Regions from separate parts of the Homo sapiens genome. Here regions 1 and 3 are each linked to region 2. The links are chromatin loops, found by intact Hi-C in ENCODE. Cell type or tissue: PC-3. All regions are shown on one strand.

What was found. Peaks named below come from ENCODE experiments on the same cell type or tissue, not always from the same donor. Only the 100,000 strongest peaks of a DNase experiment are listed, where the experiment ranks them.
Region 1: it touches region 2 in a loop (2.9-fold over the local background); 6 of 110 quality-filtered maps call a loop at or near these places.
Region 3: a loop joins it to region 2, with 3 times the contacts of the local background. A loop is called at or near these places in 5 of 110 quality-filtered maps.

The regions. Positions count from the first base shown.
Region 1 is chr12:67,702,163-67,710,162 of GRCh38, forward strand. LINC02421 (long intergenic non-protein coding RNA 2421) reads right to left here. Exons shown (of 5, transcript NR_110063.1): 5 at 6,885-8,000. Among named protein-coding and RNA genes, the nearest start is that of LINC02421, 23 kb to the right of the region's middle. In PC-3, no CTCF peak of the experiment used is centred here; DNase peaks (open chromatin) are centred at 3,719 and 4,029; H3K27ac peaks cover 541 bases.
Region 2 is chr12:67,938,562-67,946,561 of GRCh38, forward strand. All of the region lies in intron 2 of LINC01479 (long intergenic non-protein coding RNA 1479), which reads left to right. Among named protein-coding and RNA genes, the nearest start is that of LINC01479, 13 kb to the left of the region's middle. In PC-3, a CTCF peak has its summit at 4,934 (motif pointing left); DNase peaks (open chromatin) are centred at 2,470 and 4,930; H3K27ac peaks cover 1,083 bases.
Region 3 is chr12:67,823,408-67,831,407 of GRCh38, forward strand. No RefSeq gene overlaps it. Among named protein-coding and RNA genes, the nearest start is that of LINC02421, 98 kb to the left of the region's middle. RefSeq lists an enhancer at 4,327-5,526. In PC-3, no CTCF peak of the experiment used is centred here; DNase peaks (open chromatin) are centred at 4,074 and 4,854; H3K4me3 peaks cover 1,355 bases; H3K27ac peaks cover 1,863 bases.

The DNA.
Region 1 (8,000 bases), 240 kb before region 2:
GTATGTAGAATTCCTAAAATGCCCCCATAAAGATATTTCCCCCTAATCCCAGGAACCTGGGAATATGATGAGACATCACTCACTAGTGTGGTTATCATATTTCATGGCAGGGTTAGGTAATCTCCTTAAGATAGGAGATTATCTTGGAGGATCTAATTTAATCACATGAGACCTTTTAAGCAGAGAGCTTTCTCCAGCTGGTGGCAGAAGAAGTCAGAGAGATTTGAAGAGTAAAGGGGTTATGGCTTGAAGTTGCAGCAGGCCCACCTGAGAAGGAATTCAGGAAACCTTAAAAGACCTGAGAGAGGCCCTGGCCAACAGGCATCAAGGAAAGAGGATCCTCAGTCCTACAACCACAAGGGACTGAATTCTTCCAGCAACCTGTGTGGGCCTGGAGGTGATGTCTACTTAGAGCCTCCAGGTGAGGACCCAGCTTGGCTGATGGCTTGGTTCCCGCCTTGTGATTCCCTGAGAGGAGAACCAGGTGACATCGTGCTGGACTTTGTTAAAAGCTGTTAAGTGTGTGGTAATTTGTTATACAGTGACAGAAAAATAAAACATGCAGGATAATTTTAGTGATGGTGAAAAGCTACCTTATAACAAAGTTGAAGGAGATGTATGGGAAGTAGGTGGCCAACTATAATCTAAAGCAAAGGGATGGTGATAGAGTTTGGCTATTTGTCCTCACCCAAATCTCATGTGGAATTGTAATCCCCAATGCTGGAGGAGAGGCCTGGTGGGAGGTGTTTGGATCATGGGGGCGGATGCCTCATGAATAGCTTGGGCCATCCCCTTGGTGATAAGTGAGCTCTCACTCTGAGTTCACACAAGATCTGCTTGCTCAAAAGTTTGCGGCAGCTCCCCTGTAACCCATGCTCTCTCTCTTGCTCCCATTCTTGCCATGTGAAGCGTCTGCTTCTCTTTTGCCTTCCGCCATGACTGGAAGCTTCCTGAGGACCCCCCCAGAAGCAGATGCCACTATGCTTCCTGTATAGCCTGCTGAACTGTGAGCCAATTAAACCTCTTTTCTCATAAATTACTCAGTCTCAGGTATTTCCTTATAGCAGTGCAAGAACTGCCTGATACAGATGGAATAAAGAGATCATCTAGCACACACCAGAAAAAAAGATGGAAGAGTAAGGTGAGGAGTATGAGAAAGGGAAAAAGAGGATGCAAAAGAGAATAATGAGGAAAACTGCATGTCTGTCTCCATGTGTATGTATACAGGACAACTGCAGTAACTGACCACCTCCTATTTGAGAGTCTGTTGTTCTCACTGGGTTTCATTCCGCAATTGAAATATAATTACACTGTAGTTTTTGAAGCGCTCCAGGAAATGCAAGTGGTTTCTATGTTGTGTTCATGGGTGTCACAAGCACCCAGAAATTCAATCAAAGTTGTCCATATTTCTAAACATTTTTAAAATGAAAAGAAACTCTTTTGTTATCCTCACTCCATGAATTTAGAGATCTGTGAGAGAAGGCAATTAAAAATGTTCCTGAAATTAAAAAAAAAAAAACTTATGTGTAAGGTAGTGTTATTGATTAGAAGTCTTGAGTTATCAACTGTACATCAGCTGTAATTTGTAAAAAGAACAAAACAAACTAGATGACTTTTTATGGTCTGTGCTTGGTGGTGTAATGCTGTAGAAGGTGGCACTTTTTGGAGGGGGCTGTAGCTCAAGGATGAGGCTAAACCTCTTTACACTGCTTCCGGCTGTCTTGTTTTTCTATACAGTGACATAACATTCTGCTGACATTCTTAGCTGTGGAAAAGGGGCACTGGCTGGCATGGGAAGTGTTCTGATTATTTTTAATTAAATCTAGTAGTTTGAAAACAAACTGTAGAGGTCTTCGTTGTCAGAAAACTGCATAGGTACTGCTTCAAGGAAGGTGCATAAGCCTTCTGACCTCAAGCACACACTTTGCAACATTCTGTTATTTTTTTGGTATCATTAGAACGCTAAGACTCCCTTTCCTATTAATGTTTTTATTGAGGCACAGCATAGCACAGAAGAACGCATAGAGGAGGCATAGAGCACTGTGAAGTTCCACAAAATGAACACACCTGGGTGACAACCACCCGTGATGACAAGCCCCCATGCACGCTCCTTGAAGCTCCAGCTGCCCCTTCTCCCCAGAGGCAACCTACATCCTACTCTTAATACATAGATTTGAGTTCTCTCAGAATGTTGAAATGCTTTTGAAGCAAAGTAGAGTATGCTGTTTTTAAAACTGGGAGGAAAAAAAAGAAATTTCACTCCAAGATTATGAAGATCTTTTCCTGTTTTCTTTAGGAGTTTTATTGTTTTATCTTTTGCATTTAGGTCATGATCCATCTTGATTTAGTTTTTGGTGTGGCAGTGAGGCCAGGTTACTGTCTATCCTTGGCCCAACGGAGAACCTGGTGTCTTCACTGGGATCCCTTCCTTGGCAGGTCCTGAGTTCCTATTTTCATCTCCTGAGACTGCCAGAAACTCTGATGATTTTCAGAGGCTTTCTACTTCTGTTTTTCAACCTCCACTCCTTATATACCCCCAATTCAGCACATGCTTTGAAGGGAAAGCCAACTGTGTGTTTGAAACCCTTCAGGTCTCTTTTAGAAGTTCTCTGGCTTCTCTGTCCTCAGATTCTCGGCTCTGCCATCAGCTCACCTCTCTGCTCTCTCAAGTCTTAGCCCCTCCGATTCTCTTAGCCTTGACAGCCCACCACTGCCTTCAAACAGGTGATTTCTGCATTTAATTTGGGCTTTCTTGTTTTGCTGTAGTTCCAGGTGATGTGGAGTAACAGTGCACAGTGACTCCATATCACCTGGAACAATGGAAACATTTTAAATTGCAATTATGTAAAGTAATAAAGGAAAAAAACCCATAGTGCTGTTATAAGAGGGAATATTAGGAGTCTGTGGCTCAAGTTCACTGTGTTCTGTAGAAACACTGTAGTTTATCAATATCATACCTGAGCCTTCAGCACATAGACACAGAATTAGTGAAAGAAGCCAGCAGCTAAATGCCTAATTCCACTTCCCCCATCAGCCCTTCATTTGTAATGAGTAATTTAACCTCTCTAGGCACCAGTTTCTCTGGTTCTGGCATTTATTCTTCATCTTAGTGGCAAGATTTGTCTTACGTGCTTTAAACCCTTGGAACAAAAGGCAACCTTTGACTAACTTGGCCCATTTAAAAAGAGGTACCACAGAGGTTCCCTTCACTCATTTAAAGTGGTGCGTAGGGGCTGGGGAAGGGGTAGAAGCGGGGAGAAAAAAGAAAAAAAAATGGCGTGTGTATGCTTGAAAAATCAAGACAATCACTTTTTGTTTGTTTGTTTTGTTTTGTTTTAAAGATGAGGAGGCAGAAGAAATTCCCACAGGGCCACATACTACCAAAAGCTACTGAGAAATAATCCCTTGAGGAAGGATATCTAGGGCAAATGTCACTTTGCTTTCATGCCATTTCTTCTATGGTTACTTCCACATCTGCTCCAGCAGCCTGGGGTGAACACAGATTTATAAGAAGTCGTTTGTACAAAATAAAATTAAAAGCCACAAGTTAATGCTACCATAAGATTAAGGCTGAGCTTAACTTGATAATATTTAGTGTCCTAGGAAGGCATAGAGTTCAGCTTACTTTTTTTCTCTCATGGTTGAATTTGCAACTGATGATGCCAAGTGATTGAGAAAGGAGTATCTTAAAAGAGAGCCAAGGGACGGGCAGGTGTGGAGGCAGGCTGGACAGTCATCTCTATCCTTAGATAAGGACAGGGATGGGCAGTGCTTCCTGCCAGCTGTCTTCAAGCTGATGGAATTCTGTCATAGAGTAGGGCAGCAGGGACCTTAGAAAATCTGAGTGATCACCCCTTTGGGAGAAAAAAATGCATAAATAATTAATTAAAATTCCCTTTTAAAGTAGGGTCAGAAGAATATGAATGCTGTCTACGTGGGAGTCAACACCCAGAGATAACATCAGTTAATAGAGGATGTGATGGCTCAGAAGATAAACAAAACAGAGTGTAGGAGAATGCTAAGAAAAACAAATGAAGGGAAATAGGGAGGGGATAAAGCAGATGATGAATTGGGAGGAAGCGGCTACTTGGGGACAAGCCAGGGAAAAATGTGGAAAAAAAAGGAGCTTAGAAAAAGCTAAACACATGTAATTGCTGGGGTGGGGGTGGGGCCATGAGCATTCACTAGAAAAGCATCTTCTGCAAAGGCTTGGACCTTGACTTCTTCATTTAATATTTGGGATATTTCTCTTGAGATTTGGCTCCAGGAAAATAGCAGAAACAGCCACGTGCTGAACAGAGAAAGGCCCCAAAACCTACCAGAGGCAGTCTCTCAAGAGAGTTCCGTCTTTCTCTCTCTGTCCTTTTGAGTTCTCATCCTCTCTCTCAATTTTTGCCATGCTTTTTCCATTATTTTATGAAGCTTTCCCATCTTGTCCCTTCTGATATTTCTTACTCCCATCCAGTTGCCATAGGAATAGCCATAGGAAGTAGAATAATAGTAATAAAAACAAAGGTGATAACATATATTATTAGATATTACATGTATTATGGTATATGATTTATTATATAATATATACCATTATTCTATATTCTATATATTAATGCACAGTATATTACTATTAGTTTAACAGTTGAGAATAAGCATATACCATTCTTGAGAGTCTTCTCTGTTTTATTGTGAGATGTGAATGGTCCCTGAATTTGAGTTTTAACTTGGCACTTGAAGATTCGCAGTGTTTTTAAAGGCATTCTAACTCTTGCTGGATCTCAGAATACCCATTCCCAAAACAGTACAATTTCTGTTATTATTTTGAAATACATATTTCCTATATTATAGCACTATGAAACTGTCAAGCAAGTTGTAATCATAAATATAATGATACTTTGTACTTTTAAAGTGCCCCATGCTCTTAGAGCCAGAATTTCTCAAGCATTCTTGCAAGCCAGGCAAGCAATACCCACCAGTGAAAAACTGAAATATAGAAGTTAAGAGCTTGAGCCAGTGCCTTAGAGCAAGTCAGAAATAAAGCTGGAATTTAAGGGAAATATCTTACACTGGACATTGGACTTCTTATCCTGGCAAAGATATAAAATGAGAAAAATTATGAAATGAGAAAAATTATAAATTAGAATTGAGGAAATATTTTAATCAAGCTTATATAGTTACCAATTAAAAGCTAACATCATAAATAATGCCATTTAAGAGTAGTACTAATAAAGAATTTTTTTTTTTTTTGACGGAGTCTCACTCTTGTTGCCCAGGCTGGAGTGCAATGGCGTGATCTTGGCTCTGCCTCCTAGGTTCAAGCGATTCTCCTGCCTCAGTCTCCTGAGTAGCTGGGATTACAGGTGCCCACCACTATGCCTGGCTAATTTTTGTATTTTCAGTAGAGACGGAGTTTCACCATGTTGGCCTGGCTGGTCTCGAACCCCTGACCTCAGGTGATCTGCTTGCCTCAGCTTCCCAAAGTGCTGCGATTACAGGCGTGAGCCACCATGCCCAGCCTAAGCTTCTATTAAAGATAAAGCCGTGTGCTTTATATTTTAAAAGACTTTGTGCAATGGTCAAAGAGAAAATTCAGAGTCCTGGATCTTGTAACATAATAGGGCCAATACGAGCTGGAGATTGCTAGGCTGACATTGTATTTGTCCAGTCCAGAAACTGTTGGAGAACTAAGGTCTGACGCTGTTGCTGGAGGGAGGGTAGTTGGTTAGATGAGAAGGAATTAGGAATCAGAACCTGGAATTTGGTTGGTGTTTGCCGTGAAGTTGTGTCACACCCACAGATGTGAAAACAACCCATAAACGCAAACTGTCAATGCCCATCTGTGTACCTTCCATCTTTCATTAGTGAATAATTGCTAGACTGCAGACCTCATGTTCTGTGCTTCTTTGTAACCCACAACTCTTAGCACCAGGCTGTGTTGAGCATGTGGAATGAAAATTGGATTTGAGGTCAAATGACTTGCATTTAGGTCCCATGCTGGCTGGCTGAGTGGCCTTCAATGAGTCACTTGACCTCTTTGGACCCAACTTCACCTTGTATGTAAGAGGGGTGACATGAATATCTCATAGAATTGTTGCTTCAATACATGAGATACTGGATCTGGCAGAAGAGCTTTGTAAACTATAAAGTACAATAGAAATATTAGTTACTGTTAAATAAATAAAGGATTATCTGTGTCACTCAGTAACCATACACTGATGCTTTCTGGTCCTACCTGTCCTTTGCTTCTAGCACCTACCTCTGGAGAGACCTCTTCAAGAAGCTACAAAATGTATCCTGCCCCCAGGGCCAGCTTCATGGGCATATGACCTGTGCAATCTCATAGGTTCCCATGCTCAGAGGCCCAGGGCTTAGTTTAATGCTCTAGCTGTCCTCTTAATATTCTTAATAATTTTTGAAGAAGGGGCTTGTGTTTTCATTTTGGACTGGGCCTTACAGATTAGGGAACCAGTGATGGCTGCCATTTCTTTCTAACTTAGAATAAAATCCCTGATTTTAAATTCCTTGAAATTTGCTTCATTCCTAATCTTTTGCTTTGAGGATCTCCATGGAGCAAATAGTTATAAATTAATATTTCTGGTTACAATACTTTATGTATATGAACTATTTTAAAGTATATAATATATAATAGTTTCTAGGTAAAGCAGAATGCAAAATAGTGACTTGGTGATTGGGATTACTACTATTTTCCCTCTAAATGATCTTGATTCTGAATTTCTGAAGGAAATATTTCTTTCTATCGGTAACACAAGTGCCAAGCACACTGTGAATAGTCAAGAGAAGACAGTGGAATGTGTGAACTACGTCATGTACATGACATCAATCTATTGTGAGAGGCGTTCTCTTTGGATGATAAAAACAATCTTATAGGGTGATGGTTTTATTTCATGTACTGGTTTTATTTCATTTATTGTGGCTTAAACTAAGGGTATTTGAATTTCAAAACACCAGTTGGTGCAGCTTTCTTCAAATTCTTTTACAGCAACCCATTGAAACCTTAGACTGTCTAGGAAAACAAATATAATTTATGTTTGTTTCCAATCATAATATAGACAAACCTGATATTCTTGTTAAGGGAAGTTAGGTTGTTTGACTTTGTTGGGTGTATTGTTTGGCAATAAAATGGTGCTCAAATACTTTTAAAGTACATATAATTTGTTTTCAATTATAAGTAAAGTTGGCTCACCTTAGATGGGCTTCAGCTATACCTTTGTAAGTGGTGGACATTTCTGCAGGGGGAGGTAAATAGTGGCAATTTGGAATAGAAAGTTTGTGTTAGTTATCTATAGCTGCACAAAAACTTGCCAAAAATGTGTCAGTCTGGTATTTGTCTTTCACACTGTTTCTGAGGGTCAGGAATCTGGGAGCAGCTTAACTAACTTGTTCTGGCTCAGGGTCTTCCATGAAGTGGCAGTCGAACTGTTAGGTCGTCCACTGGGCTGCCCAACTGTCCATGAGACTGGCCACTGGCTTCCACCAGAGCAAGTGATCCAAGGGAAAGCAAGACAGGACCAAATGACATCCATAATCTCTCTTCCAGAGTGGTATCTACCACTCCTCCTGCACTCTACTGGTTACACACCAACCCTGATACAGTGTGGGAGGGGACCATATTAGAGTGTGAGTATTGGAAGCCAGAAATCGCTGGAGACTATTTTAGAGGCTGGCTATCACAGGGTAGGTGGGTACTGGCATATTCCTGAGTTCCGCTGAATCCTCTGCAAAAGAGGGGCAATTTCCAAAGTTTGTCTTCTCAGAAGCCCCACACAGCAATTTGAAGGCACGGAAGACCATACTCTGGTCAATTTCCAAGCCCTGTCAATGTATCTATAGTAGATACTGAATTGGGGGTGACAAGCTTGAAAGAACAAGCATCTACATAAATGAGACCATGTGAAGTGGCCCTACTTACTACACTCTTATTGCCATGTTAAGTGGCACCAGATTGAGGGTACAGGTTGTCTTAGAGAAAGATAAGCAGAAAACAGTAT
Region 2 (8,000 bases):
AAGCACTGGGTTTAACAGTTGAAGATGAGAAGCTACAAGGCAAGCAAAAACCAGCAGCCAAGGGTGAGAGTAGAGAGAAGGGGGAAAGAGGCAGCGTGGAGCTATTCTAGAATACATGACTTTTATATAGTTTATAACAGACTACCTTCAGCTGGATTGAACAAAAAAAAACTGTCTTAAAAACAGTCTTTCCTTCTCCCAAAATAAATTTGGAGATAGATGAGCCAGGAAGTATAATGTTCTCCACAATCATCAGGGAATGAGAATCTTTCTGTTTTCCACTCTACCTACTTGGCCTGTAGCTTTTGTTTTCAAGGTCACTTCAAGGTTGAAAGATGGCCACTAGAGCTCTAGACATGGCACCCTGTCCCAGGGCAATAGGAAAATAGAAGGAGCCAGAGGAAGGACACACATCCCAGCTGAACTGAAGTTACACTGGGAACCCCACCTACCAACTTCTGCTAGCATCTCATTGGCCACTTCCAGCTGCAAGGTAGATTGGGATGTGGAGTCTTATCTAGACACAGTAGTGGCCTGAATAACATCATATGGGGTCACAGTGCATTAGTAAGGAAGAAGTGGATGCCTGATGAGTTCCAGGGAGCAATCAGATTAACCACATCTGCTCCTATGGGGAGGAGAAAGCAGAAGATGGAGAGGTTAAGACTCACTCCATAATACATTTATGAGAGATCAAAAGAATTGGCAAAATTTTCTTTCTCTGTAATCTAAAGGTGAGTAGAAAATTAAGGGAGTTCTCTGAATAAATTAAGACCATTACCTCATTACAAATATGCACACACACTTGCAAAAGTAGACCCACTTTTCATGGACAAATGCCAAGAAAAGAACAAGGTTAGAGAGGAAAAGGCTTCCTTCTACAGCTATATCTTCCCGTAAAACATTGTGGAGGGTGTATGTGTGTATGTGAAAGAGAGAGGGAGAGAGAGTAATGGAGTGGTGGTACTATTTTATTCAGAGAACGTTCTTAACTTTCTATGTACTTTTACATGTATCAACACAATCTAACCCTACTGAGCTCCTATTATAAAAATTAATCACCAAGGTTAGGGCACAGTTTGTTCCTGTGAAAGGACATTCCCAAAGAACAGATGTGGGGAGGACAGCCTTTCCTCTGGGTCCTATCACTAAGTTAATGGTCAGAATTCATGCTGTGGAGTGAACAGCCCATCACAGTCTGAGGCATTACCATGGAGGATGAGCTTTAGGGAACAATGGGATAAAGACAGACCAGACAGGACAGGCCGTCCAGAACACTGCCCAGAAAAATTCCCACCACCTCTGCCAGCTCCTAAACTGCCCGTGTAGGGAGATTTCTGCTGTTACACCATCAGCTGGTTTATCTTGTCTGCATGGCATGTTGAGAGAAGGCTGTTTGGGGGCCAGCTAAGTCAGTTTCTCTAGCTGCTGAAATAGCTTTCATAAAAATAGAGTTACAAAACTAATGTTAACGCTTGGGCTGTATACTGTCTTTTTCAGAAAAATAATGGTTATTATAAACAAGGAACAGTAAAGGTTTCTGGGAGAAAATATAATAGAAAAGTTGTCCTGGCACCCTTTGGAGAAGGTAATGGGACTCTCTCATGACCTTTGTTTCAGAATTGCTTTGTAATTCTGGTAAGATAGACACTAAATTGTCATTTCTGGACTGTATAGACACACTAAATTGTCATTACTGGAAGTATATACACAAACATGCAAAAATGGACCCATTTTAAAATAAGCAAATACAAGGGCCAAAATGTTCGATTACAGGTTCATGATGGATTTTTATTTTTTTAATTATACAAATGCTTATATTTTTCTAACAACAATTTCATTCGAAGAAAAGTCAGTTGATAAATTTTAAGGTTGTATTTATTACTCCTATTGGTTTTTGAAAAGTGTTCATTCAATCTAGGTGTTTTTAGAGTATCAGCTTTTGAACTCAGGGTTCTCAATCTTGAAAGCATAATGGTAAAAGTCCTGCTTTCATTTATTTAAGTGTTCTCAGAGACTACAATTGCCAATATAAATTTGAAAAAACAAAATTTACAGTACCATCGCTTTTTGGTAACAAATACTATATGCAAATCCACTTGTAAAACTATCTTACAAGTATTTTCTTAACAATGTTCTGCAACTAGTAGTTATGTTTTGAGGTGCCCAGCAAAGGAAAACGAATCCATCCACTTTGTGCCAGTCAGTAACAACCACAACAGAGCAGCTGATGTTGTTAACAATGCCCCTATTAGCTAAGGATCAGAAATGTTGTGACATTAGTTTCTGGGATCATGTCAGGATTGAATTAGACTGACTCATCTCAGGTCCTGGTGCTCTCTTAATTCTTTGGTCAGCAGGAATTAGTCCTACCAAGCTTTATCTTGGTCATACCGAACATTGTCCTCAAGCATAAGTTAAGTAGCCCTGCTATAGGATCACATTTGTCAGAAGTTTTCTCCTCTGTGCTTGGCTAAATTCCCACTGTCCATTTGCAAAAGGAGTGGTTTATGCAATTTGATTACTTTTAAGAGCTGTCTCACCTCCAAATGCCTGCTCAAGGGAACTCAGTGACACCAACTAAGAGGCATGTGAGTGTTAAGGTTTAGAGTTGCCCGTGTTTGCTTTCTGATACAGGAATGCCGGAAGAAGCTGAGTGCTGGATGAAGGTGAAAGAGATTATCAGTACCAGAGAGCCAGCTCTTCCCTTCTTCCCCGGAAATTGAGTTGTCAGCAGCCAGTTCAAAGCAGACATGTGAGAAAATCACCATGTCTTTTTATTTTAATGGAAATAACTTAAATAGTTGTCTTGCAGGAAACATGTTTTAAAAATTGATCTTTCTGGGGTTGAGGGAAGCTGGCTATGAGCAGGGGGTCAGCCGACTTATTACTTATTACCTATTACAGTAGAGTGCTTAATAACTTTTCCTTATCTCCCCTCAAGGGGAATATTCATTAGTAGATCAGAAGATAGTGTTACTAACTTATAGCATATCCATAATCTATAGCATATATAGAGGCCAAATTTTACCTCTGATTTATCCAATTGCTTAATGGTTTTAAACCAGATTCACATGGAACCCTTTTTAAAAGCACATTGCCTCTCCATCCCAGGAGGTTGAGATTCTTTAAGTTTGGCGAGGAATCTGTATTTTAACAAGTGTATTGATAATTTCAAAGTATGCCAAAGTTTGAAACCCGCTTAGGTTAGGGACAGGTCAATATGAGAGAAAATAGTCATCTTGATTTACTCTAATAGCTTTATCATTTAGATTAAAACATACACCCAATCCGTTAATAAAAATGTTAAAATCAAGGTTTTTTAAACTCTAGGTAAACATTGCGTGAATCCTTTAGTGCTTCAATTTAGCTAAACCATAAAGTAAGTAGAAACTATGAAGATTCCTGTCTGCAAAGATGGTAAAATGCTAGTTCAAACGTCATGCCTCTGGGAAAACTCCTTGTAAATCTCATCGTCCTTTGTGGAACTCAAGTCTTCTTTTTGGTTCCTGGCTAGTAGCAAATTGTATTTACATGTTTTATCCGTGGCCACACCAATTGTGAACTTCTTGCGGGACAGACATGTTTCTATCTCCTCCCTCCTTCAACAAAGCATCACGCACACAGTAAACCCGAATAATGTGTGCTGATTTTCACTCTGTTATAGGTTTCCTAAAGTGATTTACCACTTATTTTAGAAAATTATGGACACACACAGAAGATTTAGATGAAATTACTGTAACATTTTAAATATTTGTTTGAATTTGGAAGTACATTAAACTCTTTAAGAAAAGATGTTTCCTAATCTCCAGTTATTTCTCTCAGGAAAGAAAAACACAGTAATTTGCCTAAAAGCTTACCCTTAATTTAGGTGTTGATTTAGCGTCTCCTCTAAATACAATCCCCCTTCTCTGCTGTGTAACTGTTTTTAAAAGGATTGGCAATGGATGAATAAACAACTCCTTTAACAAACATTTGAAGACCCCATCCAAACACATACACACACACAACATAAAATCTCTTTCCACATCAATTTAGTGAGCCCTTAATTTTGCTTTCTAAGCACACAATATTATAAACCACAAAACACACACAACCAGTTTAACTCCTGCTGAAATGACATGAGAAGATTCTACTGAAATGCTTAGGGAAACTGGTAATTGTGTGCTGAATTTACTATAGGCTACACCACTAGAAGAGCTATAAGTAGCAACAGTAGCAAATGTTGAGCAGTCACTTTCCTCAACTTGTCCCTGTCCTTAGGGAGCTCACAGTATGTGGCGAAGACAGATACATGAACCATTAATTACCATGTAAGGCAAAAAAAATGGCACATGGAAGAAGATGCAGCTGTGTTCTGGGAACAAGGCAAAAAGAACTGCCTGCGGTCACGTTTGACAGACTAGAAAACATTTGATCTGCCTTGAAGGATGCATAGGAGTAGGAGTTCACTCAAAGATATTCCACTAAGAATAGGCATTATGTTCATCCAGCTTGCTTTTCAGGTAGTTCAGGTTAAAACAGGCTCTAAAAAAAGTTTAACAAGAAAATATATGAACTGAGGAAGGATTAGATGCAAACAGCCCAGCCAGTACATTTAGACCACATAAAATCCAGTTATGCTCATGAAAATGCAGGCAGCAGGATGTCCAATTTAATAGGAGAGGAAGAAAAGGAAGGGCACATAAAATAGAAAGGATTTATTCATTTTCCCCAATAAAGGCTAAGCACTTTCGTAGGTTCTTTTTAATTCATGAACTTTCCAATTCATATTCCAGGTACTAATCCTGCTGTTCTAAAATAGCTGTTGTGGATAACGGGATTTTATGTAGGCCACATGTCCTTAATTTTTATTTCTGCCTCACTCAGCTCAATGTCTACTCAAATTTGTTGGTCATAAACCAGGTATTTAATTAGATTACTTAGCGACACCTAGTGACCGAGATCGGAACCAAGTGCTATTTTAATACAGTGGAGTGTGTGCCTCTGTTATTGTCATGCTTTAGCCCAAGACAGCCCTCATTATTCCAAGTTCTCTTTTCAACCCATTTCATCCCAATGATACTAAAGCAAACCCATGCCCAGTTTGGCCTGAAAAACAACTAATTAGAGAGAGGAAGTGAGAAAGAGAAGAACAAGGGAGAGAGGGAAGGAGGTGATTGAGGGAATAGGTTGGAATCACAGAAGAGACAAGATCAGCAATGAAGGCTTCTATTTTTATGTATTTATTTGGCTGTGTTCATATCAAGAAATGGAAAGAAAGGTAAGACCACCTTGAAGCAGAGAAGGAATGAGAACCAGGGGCAGTCCAAACAAAGGCTCAATTCATATTTTGTTTCTCTCTTTTCCACTTGTATTTGAAAGGGCAGAATAAACATGTTTTGATGATTTTGAAATCCAAGATAGATCCAAATTTAAATGTTTTTAAACAAAAGATAGTTCTCATTGTCATAAATTATAAAATGCCTTTCTCACTTTGCAATTCCTGTTCTTTCATCCCTGTCTATGCATCTTTTTATATCAATTTGTTTTTCCCACTAAATGGATCTATTCGGATGGAGTCATTACTGAGTTGGCATTGCTCTAAAAATAAGCTGATGATTTGCTATCTGCAGTACGTGCTGTCAAAAAAAAAATCAACCAAAGTAACAAAGCAAAATAAACATAGTAATTAACACGTTAAATTAAAAATCAAAATATAACAAAAATACTAGAAGACAATGTGAGTCACGTGACAATTTTAAATGAGTTGAAGGTGCTGATTCTAGGCAAATTCCAACCAAGGGTTCAGAGGGAATCACAAAAGAAAGTGCTGTTATACATTTTTGAGAAAATACAGAGAACATGAACAATGCTAAAGGACTGAATTCTAAAACAGATTTTTAAGAATGCAGACAAGTGAGCCCTCAACTGTAAACATGACGCTGGCACAGCCAATTAAGCAGCGGTCTTTCCCTGCTGTGGTCCAGCCCCTTTGCCAACAGTGGGGTTCACACCCTACAAGTTGAGACCCTTGCAGGCTCCGGGTCCACTGAAACTAACTGAAACATAAGGAGTGACTTGCTCCTTGGAGTTGGAATCCACAGATGATGTTATACAGACTAGCCCTGATTCTGAGGCCAGAGGTCCCAGTGGGCTCCACTGCTCCAGGGTGCAGACATGGCACTGGACCATCATTCTCCCTATTTTTCTCCCCTACCCAGTTAGCCATTATGTTTTATTGTATTTGTACAGACATTTATATAGATTTCTACCATCCCATTGCATTGTAATAATATATTGTCATGTCTGTTTTTCTTCTGTTAAACTATGACTTTCATGGGTGGAGTCACGCTGTGTAGTCTTTGACTACTAGCCCAGCCTATTTAATTGTTAATTAAATGTTAACTGAGCATCTAGTATGCACTGTGCACTGAAGTGGGCTTTGGGGATACAATGAAGAAGATGTATGTCCTGGCCTCAAACTACTTAAAATCTGGTGGAAAATACAAGGAAGACTTTACTTCATTTTGGTATGTTTTAGTAAGTGCTAAGATGGGGGTAAGCACAGAGTTCTGGGAGCACAGAGTAATGCCACTGGATTTACAGTTTGTGAACGAGTGTGGGAAGGCTTCCTGGAGGAGGAGGGGCTGAGGAAGGAGCATGGGAAGGGCATTCTGGGTAGCACAAAGCCTCAAAGACATAAACTAGCACAACATACGCTCTCACATGAGATCTAGTTGTCTGCCTGTCACTGGTCACTTCCCCTACAAGCCCATTATCCACATTGTCCCCAGAGTGGTCTTATCAACATGCAGATATGCAATATAAAGATCTTTCCATAATCGAGTTTCTTTGATGCCTCCACATTACCTGCAGAAAAAAAAATCTAGCTTTTTTTTTTTTTTTGTGAGACGGAGTCTCGCTCTGTCACTAGGCTGGAGTGCAGTGGCGCGATCTGGGCTTACTGCAACCTCCACCTCCTGGGTTCAAGCAATTCTCCTGCCTCAGCCTCCTGAGTAGCTGGGACTACGGGCATGTGCCATCACACCCAGCTCATTTTTTGTATTTTTAGTAGAGATGGGGTTTCACCATGTTGGCCAGGATGGTCTCAAACTCCAGACCTCGTGATCCACCTGCCTCGGCCTCCCAAAGTGCTGGGATTACAGGCGTGAGCCACCGCGCCCGGCCAAAAATCCAGCTTCTTAACATAACCTGTAAATCCCATCTCACCTCACTGAGCCCAGGTGCCTACTGTGGTGCAGTGCGGTACATTGTGCAAAATATTTTTGGATGAACAAATGAAAGTTGAATAAATGGCTCATGAATTGTAGACAGGATGAAAATAGCAAGAATACAAGAAGATTATTCCATTTCTATAGGCCATAATCCTCCCACATACCATCCTCACAGGGCTTTATCAGGTGGCCAAAAAACATCAGGGTAACAAACGGTCAAAACATTATTAATGATAAAAGCACACTTTAGGCTATTTCTTTCTCTGCAGCTCACTTTAGTCTGGAAATGGCTTTGAGTATCTGAAATGTTATTCGTACTTTATACTTTTGTTTAAGCTTCCATTTCTTCAGTACTTACTGCACACCATAATATCCCAGGCGTTTTTCCTGCATTTATCTTAGTAAAAATCCATAAACTAGAAATGAAGGAGGTGCTATGGAAACCTCATTTTTCCAGAGAAAGAGATGAGCATTTAGAGGTTAAGGGACTGCAGAATGTCACAGTCGATAATTGGTAGAGCAGAAATTTGAATCCAGGACTGTCTAACTGTAGCATCCATGTTCTTAAATATTCAATGTGCCGGATGGATCAGCTTGATCTAAGCCCCACGTGGATCAGGAGAAAGGGGACACTAAGGCTGTATAGTTATGACATGAGGACTTGCCCCCAAAGGAGCAGCAACCAGAATTCTAATCTCCACTGTTGCAAGCTCAGGCTCCATGCAAACCAGCATCAGTATCTATATGCAGGAGAATCCAATCCAGCAGCTGGGATGCAGAATT
Region 3 (8,000 bases), 120 kb before region 2:
GACTTTCATTCATACAAAATTGTGTACAGTTTTAAAGACTTCCATTAGGTGCTCTCTCAGCCTTCATCTTTCCTAACTAAAGATTTCTAGTCTTGTCATCCTGACAACTCAAGGCTCAGTGACCTTCCCTAGAATAGTGGATATTCATTAGTTTTTGGCTTATCAAAATCTAATTCATTCCCAATTCCCAGTTGTTCAATGGGGATCCACCACTTGCCACTCTCACTATATATACACACACTATACACCAGGAAATCTATTTTATATATATATATTAAAAATATATATAGCATATTATATATAATATAGAGTGTATATATAATATATAGTGTATATATAATATATATAATAGTGTATAATAGTATTTGTGTATATATATACATATATGTATACATATATACATATATTTGTATATACATATATACACATATACAAATGTATATACAAATGTATATACAAATATATGTGTGTATATATATATATACACACACAGTGTAGCTGTCATCAACCCTGGCCTAGGGATGGTATCTAAGTCATGTGTGGCCACACAAGGTCTCATATTTCCCTGTCTGTAGTGATTTGTTTAGAGGCAGACTTGTGACCAAATCAGTGCCATTGAGATGCTATGAAATATTTCTTAGAACTCTTGGATAAGAGAATGGCATGCTTTGGGGGGATATATTTAAACACGAGACAATGCGCGTTCTGAGGCTGTTGTAGATATCTATCACAAGGGGACATTTTTTTGAGGATGAAACTCATTGTAATTAAACAGTAGCCTTTTACAACCCTAGGAGAAAGTGAAGCCTGAGACCTTAATATGTTATTAATGTTCTGTAATAATCAATTCTCAGTCTCTGAAGGATGATGTTAATGATTTGAAATATCTGAGGGCCCCAAAAATAAAATAAATACACAATGGGAAAACCCCAAGTTTTGAGGGCTGTGGAGCCAAGTCCCATCATTGGCTATACAAATGAATTATAGTTAGGGGAAGAAAAGCAGATGCATGGGTTAGCTGAGGTTTCATGGGGCCACAGGGCACAATGGTTCATTCAATAATTAAACTAATTTTCCCCACATTCAATTAACAAAACAATACATGGTTATAACATATTACATACCAAAGTTGAACAGTAGTCAAGTAAAACATGATAGGATTTTCATAGATCAAAGGATCCACCAGTGAATTACAGCAAAATATTCTAATTTCCCTAGCTGATACAAACTCTGGCTTGGTCAATGAGTCCATTATCTTTATTTTTTGCAGAGTTGTAACAGAGTAGTGTAGTAAAGAAGGAATTAAGCCCAGCCTGAGTCCCATAGCTACTGAGCTGTATGCCAAGGCAATCTTTATCTCAGTGTCCTCATCTTTAAAATGGAAGGGTAGATAAATAGCCTTCAAAATCCTTTTAATGTTTTGTTTTTGGTCTATTTCTTTTCAAACATTTTATACTTAGCCCAAATCCTTACCAATACATTTTAATTATTAATCTTACAAATAAATGAATGATTCTCAGAATGGAAGGGAGAACATATCATAGACCAAAAGTGGGTATTTATCAAACTCTTATGCCTACTTACACTTCCTGTCTAGGATGTCTCGGTTTTAGGAAACAGAGGAATATTATCTTGAGAAAGCTCCAAGTGGTCCCCAATGTATACACACCTACCTCTGTTTACAATTACTATACTAAATCAGCAACTTCTTTCCATTCAAGGCTTGAGATTCATTTGAATCTCAAATTGAATCACCAAATACATCATAATTGGATAAGAATTATCATTCATACTACCATTAATTAATTAATTTTGCCTTTAGTGAAATATTCCAAGGCAGAATGTTTGGGACTGTTTTACTGACTGCTTTTTCTTGAGATCTAATTCATTCGACATTTTCCTATGGAGTAAACTACAGGCAAAACTAATTAATATTATTAATAATGATATGACAATAATGACATTTATTGAGTACATACCAAGCAACATTCATTTTACTAAGTTTTTACAGTGGATTATCTCATTCAGTCCTCTCAAAAATGCTTTGAGGTAGGTGCTAACATGTCCAAATTTTAAAATGGAAAAGCTGAGATTTAGATTTAAAAGCCTTGCCCAAAGTTATACAGCTGTAAAGTGGCTAAGCTGGGATTTGAATTCAGGTCTGCCTGACAGCTAAATCTGTTCTCATTATTACTATTGCTTCTATAATCACTAATTACATTAATTTAGTGTCTACTATCTTCTATGTGCCAGATAAGTGTTAAGTGACTTATATTCATTATCTCACACTGAACCACAACCCCACAAGGGAGTTTATTATTCTTACAGAGTTGCAAGGCAGAAGAATTTGAAGTTTTTGGATTATTGCATGCTATAAGTAGGTTTCTTTCATACATTTATGAAACTGGTGCCTTGCTACATGTATACATATGAATGTCAGCCATCAAAGAAAATGGTAGCTTAGGATGAATGCTGTAGAATGGCCCTGTCTACTGAAGGCCAAATGTATCAGAATGAATCTATTCCATGTAGACAAATGAAATTTTTTTATAAACCTTCTGATTATTTGTAATCAGAGCCAGGAAAGAGACAGTGGTTTATGACCCAGAACTAATGAGGCTTGAAATACTTTTTCAATAGTTAAAAAATATATAGTGATATTCTTTAAAAAGTTAATATTCTTGTTGTATCACTTTTAAAAGAATTATAATATCAATATCATTAGGTTTTAACTTTTATATTTTCTGGTTTTCTACATAAAAGTACTCTTGTATAGTCTTATTATGTTTCTAGACATAACAACTATTTCAATTCTGCTTAACAGAGATTTCTAGCCAATAAAGGGTGCCAGACATGAGTCTGGTCCCAGGGAATCGCTGTGGATTAAGACTCAGTCTCTGGTCTGGAGGAGTTTACCCCAGAACCCTCTGTCCATTTTTAAACACTTCCCGTCTGGGGCCAAGATTCCTCTATCTCCAGTCACCTTGCATGCTGACTGGCTGCATAACAACTATTTTAAACTTAGTCTTTGGAAGGAGTTTAACCTTCATTTAGTAGAAGGAGATAATACTTTGTTTTCCTCTGGCTTTGATATGTATCTTCCATAGTTAGAATTCCTATTAATGTTTTAGGTTCTGCTTCGCCAGAGTGAAAACAAGGGCCTGTCTTCAAGCAGGTTAAGACCTAATGATACACTAAGTGTTTAAAAGAATTCTTTTCTTTAAAACCTCTCAAAAATGAAGCAAAGTGAGGGCTGGGAAACAACAGGCACACAAGGGACTTGATAATGATCTTGAAATTTGTGAAGGGTTATTGTACAAATGAGGATTCAGAAGCAGTGATATTTTTCAACTGATAGTCCAACAAATAGTAAGTAAAACATTAAAAACAAAAAGTAAAAGGCCTTTTATTTCAGCAGAATTCCAGAATTTGTAAAATTATAAGGCTCAGGAAATTTGAAAGATGCTGATACCTAAAGGAAGCTGAGACACAACTTTAAAAAATATTTCACTATGTGCATACAGCTTTCTGGAGAAACGGAACCGACCCATTTCTGAGGTCCCTCTATGGCAGCCTGTGCAAGGCACACAAACACCCCAAGATATTTTCTTATGGCCTGTATTTTATAAAAGAGAAAACAGAGACTCAAAGATATTAACTTGTCCAAAGTCATGCAACTAGTGAGTGGCAGAATAGGAATTCAAACCCAGCTTTGACTCCAGAGCCTGCACTCTTCCCATTAGATCATTCTACATCCTTTTTTGGGATGGTTTAGTTGCCAACTGGGGATAAAATAAATGGTCTTTTGAAATTCTTTCCATTGCCTGGATTCTATTCTCCCTTATTTGATCCCAATATTGGCCTTAACACTGTTTAGCAATTTGTTATACTGAGAACATGGGTTAGGAAACAATACAATTTGATGAGTTTAATGTAAATTGTTTTCAAACTTAAGTTCTCACTCTTACTAGGTCACAAAATCTCAGTGAGAAGGCACCTCAGAGTTCATCCGGTACAAGTCAAGTCCAGTGTGTAATTCAATCTGTCTTTCTCCTGTCTTTCAGCAAATATTTAGTAGCACTATGCGTTAAGCAGTGTATATACAGCAGTGAGTAACACAGACCAGCCCCTGCTATCATGAAGCCTTTTCCTTGTTGCCGCTGCTCTCTTCTGCATTTTATAGCTGCTCATTCGGTGGAGTAGGATAGACTCTAGCTAATAAAGGAAAGAGAAAAGGCCAAACCATTTCAAAGACTCTCTTTTACATAGCTTATTAAGAACCCCCTGTTGAATGGTTGACATCTAAGGCAGTAATTGGGTACATAAAATTCGATCTTAGTGCTTTGCCCTTAGTCTGTGGTCTTATTAGCGAGTTTAAATGCATTTTCCCCATGTGGCTTAAAGATTGTTAAAGATCTAGAAATACTTTTTGACTCGTCTGAGCAGACAGGAAGACAGATGGACTTAGAGAGTAATGGTTGGCAAGAACATGCTGTTAGTAGCTTGATTTGAAGGTGGTTCTGAGAAGGATCTTAGAGATTTCAGTGGGTGTCTGAGACAGGATTTACTTAGAAAGGGAAAAAGAAAGTGACTGTAGAGACAGCCCAGGGAGTATGACATCACTGCAGGAGCAGAGTGGGAAGGCCGGGAAGAATAGTGTGAAATAACACCTACCAAAACATACGCCAGAAGACAGGCAAAGCCCCCATGCAAGAATGCCACTTGTTGCCTAAAGCACCCTGTGCATTTTGTTACTTTGCCTCCGTGTAGATCTGTCTTATTTTGTCTTGTGTGTGGTTAGTGATACACTGATCTCTCTCCCTCCGTAAGAATGAAAGTGAGTCAGAGCAGGGAACCGTGGCTTAGTCATCTTGGAATACCCCAGTACCTTGCTCACTGTCTCTTAGACAGAGTGGGCGGCCCAATAGGATAGAGGATCTAGAACTTTTTGATTGGGTAAAAGGCCTATACTTAGCAATAGTTTTTGAATAATAAATGAAGTTAGGGAGAAAAAAGCAGAAACGTGTCCTGTTCCAAGCAAGCTTGGAGGGAAGAAAATAGAGCAGTTCAGAGTTGTTTTTATTCTTTCAGAAGTCACTAGCTAAAATTAAAGAGCATCAAAAGATGAAAGCAGGGGGCCATTTGCCTTGTTTTATCATAAGCAAAATCCTGATTTGTGGGGTTCGTTGCATATCCTGCTTCCCTAGGCCTACCCAGCCTGGAGTTAAAAACAGTAACCAAACAGAATTTGCTTTAGTTTGCCCCCAGTTTCCCCTACAAGAATTTCAGTTACCTTTGAATCTCTCCCTAATTGTTCTGGGAAGTCCAGGAGTTACTTCACTTGTATTCTCATCTTGGCCACCATCTGCCAGGAGCCACTTTCTTCTTCTCTGCTCAGCAGCTGAGAGGTTGCCAAGAAGCCAACAAGAGGCTTCTGATAAGTGTATGCAGGCATTAGGCATCCATTTTCAGTGTGCATTAAAGCCCACTGTTCTCCCACCCTCCATTGCAGATGTAGGCCCATATGATGACTTCTCAGTCCATCATTTCTTTCTGTACTACAGCATGCTCCAGTTCTTCTTGGTGAAAGACAGTATTGTTAGGTGGTCAAGAGTGTGGATTTTAAATTCAGAGAGATGTACATAGAATCCTGGATCTGCCATGTTTGAGCTATGTGTCCACAGGCAAGTTACACATCCCTTTTAAGCCTTAATTGGAGAAAATAATGACCATATCATTGGATCACTGTGATGATTGGATTAGATAATGTATGCAAAATGTTTACTAATTAGAAGAGCTCAATAAATGTTAATTATTTGTATTACTGCCATGAGTTACCTAGGTTACACAAAAGCACTTCTTTGTGCTCTCAATATCTAAAGATTTTTTGTAAAAACAGCTCTTAAAATTTAAAAAAAAATTTGTTTATGGAAATGAGGTCTTATATTACTCAGGCTGGTCACAAAGTCCTGGCCTCAAGTGATCCTCCTGCCTTGACCTCCCAAAGTGCTAGGATTACAGGTGTGAGCCCTCCAAGGAAACCAAATGGGGAATGATCTGAATGATAATGTTATTACCCAAATGATCCTCTCCTCCAACCCTATCCCACTGTCTTCAAATGTATTCCCCTCAAATCTGTTCTTATAATGAGCTATTTCCTAGTGAGATCTTGAGTACTTCATGCCAACAGAGCTCTGAAGGGTCCCCTACAGTGAATCTCCAGATGGGGCCAGGCATGTTTGAATGGTAGTATGAACACAGCTAAGATCTTTAACATCTAGGGAAAAATTTGGCAATAGCTAGATGGTAGGTGAAAATGTTAAGGAGGTAATGTAAAATAAGAAAAAAGGAAGAGAAATTCAAGTCCCCCAGGAAAGCAAGCCAAGACTCCATCATAGAGCATACTTTCTGGAAGTCAAAGGTTATCTTTTAATTTACATTTTCCCGCAGAAAATTAGTACATACAAGCAAAAAACCAAACAAATATGGCTTTACTGCATTCTGAGTAATATTCTTCAAAAAAATGCTGGCAGAAAAGCTGGGACGTGTTTTATGCCTTGGTCGGAAATGCGCATCATGATTCACCAGACACAATTCAATTCACTTTGAAATTATCCCCTCTTTTATGCCCTTCAATGGGAGAAAAAAATGAATCTACTCAGTAATGAATGCACAGTCCATTATAGTTATTGTGTTCTTCTTGAAAAAAAAAATAACATGACAGCTTTATTCACTCCATGTGGCAAACCAAATTGCATCAAGTAAAGTGCAAATAAGACAAACACTAAAATTGAATTTTTCCTTCCTCTTGTACCTAGAGGCATATGCTATGGCGGGAATGCATAAGTTAAAATGGCAATAATAATAATAACAGTGGAAAACCAAATGCAAATATTAAACTCAGTTAGAAAACTGATTCCAAGGGGCAGCAGTTTTCATGCTCCATCTGCTTGGAGAAAATTTCTTGTTAATCAGGTCTATAAATGAGTATGGGTGTTGGATTCTGTTCTCTGCTAAAGCCATAAAAATTTTCGTACAGTAATGCACCTTATCTGTTGAATCTGCTTTATTTATTTAAGTTCCAAAGACCCCCAGGAAGTTTGCTAACTAATACCCCAGGGAAACTGGTCAAATGAATGCATGCTACTAGGTACTATGGCAAACACTAATGGAGAAATAAATCAACTATTTCTTTTATTATTTTCTAATAAATTAGAAAATTTGACTTTTTAATTTAGATGTCAACTGAGGACTATTCTTTATCACTATGCTGGTGAGGCCCAGTGAATATATTCATGGGAGAAAACCAGCTCACCAAATTCCAGTAATTTGCTTTAAGTATCCTTTGTGAAATTTCCTGTGCATGCTTAGATAATAGAAAATTCTCATGGGACTTTCTTTTCCTTGGTCTTGAAAACACATCTATTAAGACTAGTTCTGTTTTATTTCTATTGCTTTTATGTTGCAAGGCTTAATGGAACATGTGACTTAGATTAATATGCAATTTTTTAGAAAGCAAAAGGAGTATAGAAGCTAAGTTTTTTCCTACGTTTTATTGTTGTTACTATTTTTTTTTTTTTTTTTTTTGAGACGGAGTCTCACTCTGTCGCCCAGGCTGGAGTGCAGTGGCGCGATCTCAGCTCACTGCAAGCTCCGCCTCCCGGGTTCACGCCATTCTCCTGCCTCAGCCTCCCGAGTAGCTGGGACTACAGGCGCCCGCCACCGCGCCTGGCTAATTTTTTGTATTTTTAGTAGAGACGGGGTTTCACCGTGGTCGCGATCTCCTGACCTTGTGATCCGCCCACCTCAGCCTCCCAAAGTGCTGGGATTACAGGCGTGAGCCACCGCGCCCGGCTTACTATTTGCTTTTAAATCATGATGGAGAGCACAGGCTTTGGATTAAAATGGATGCCCTTCTGTTTAAAATCCAACTCTGCCAAGAGCTAGTTCTGTAACCTTGGACAAGTTATTTAACCTCTTTAAACCTCGACAACCTATTC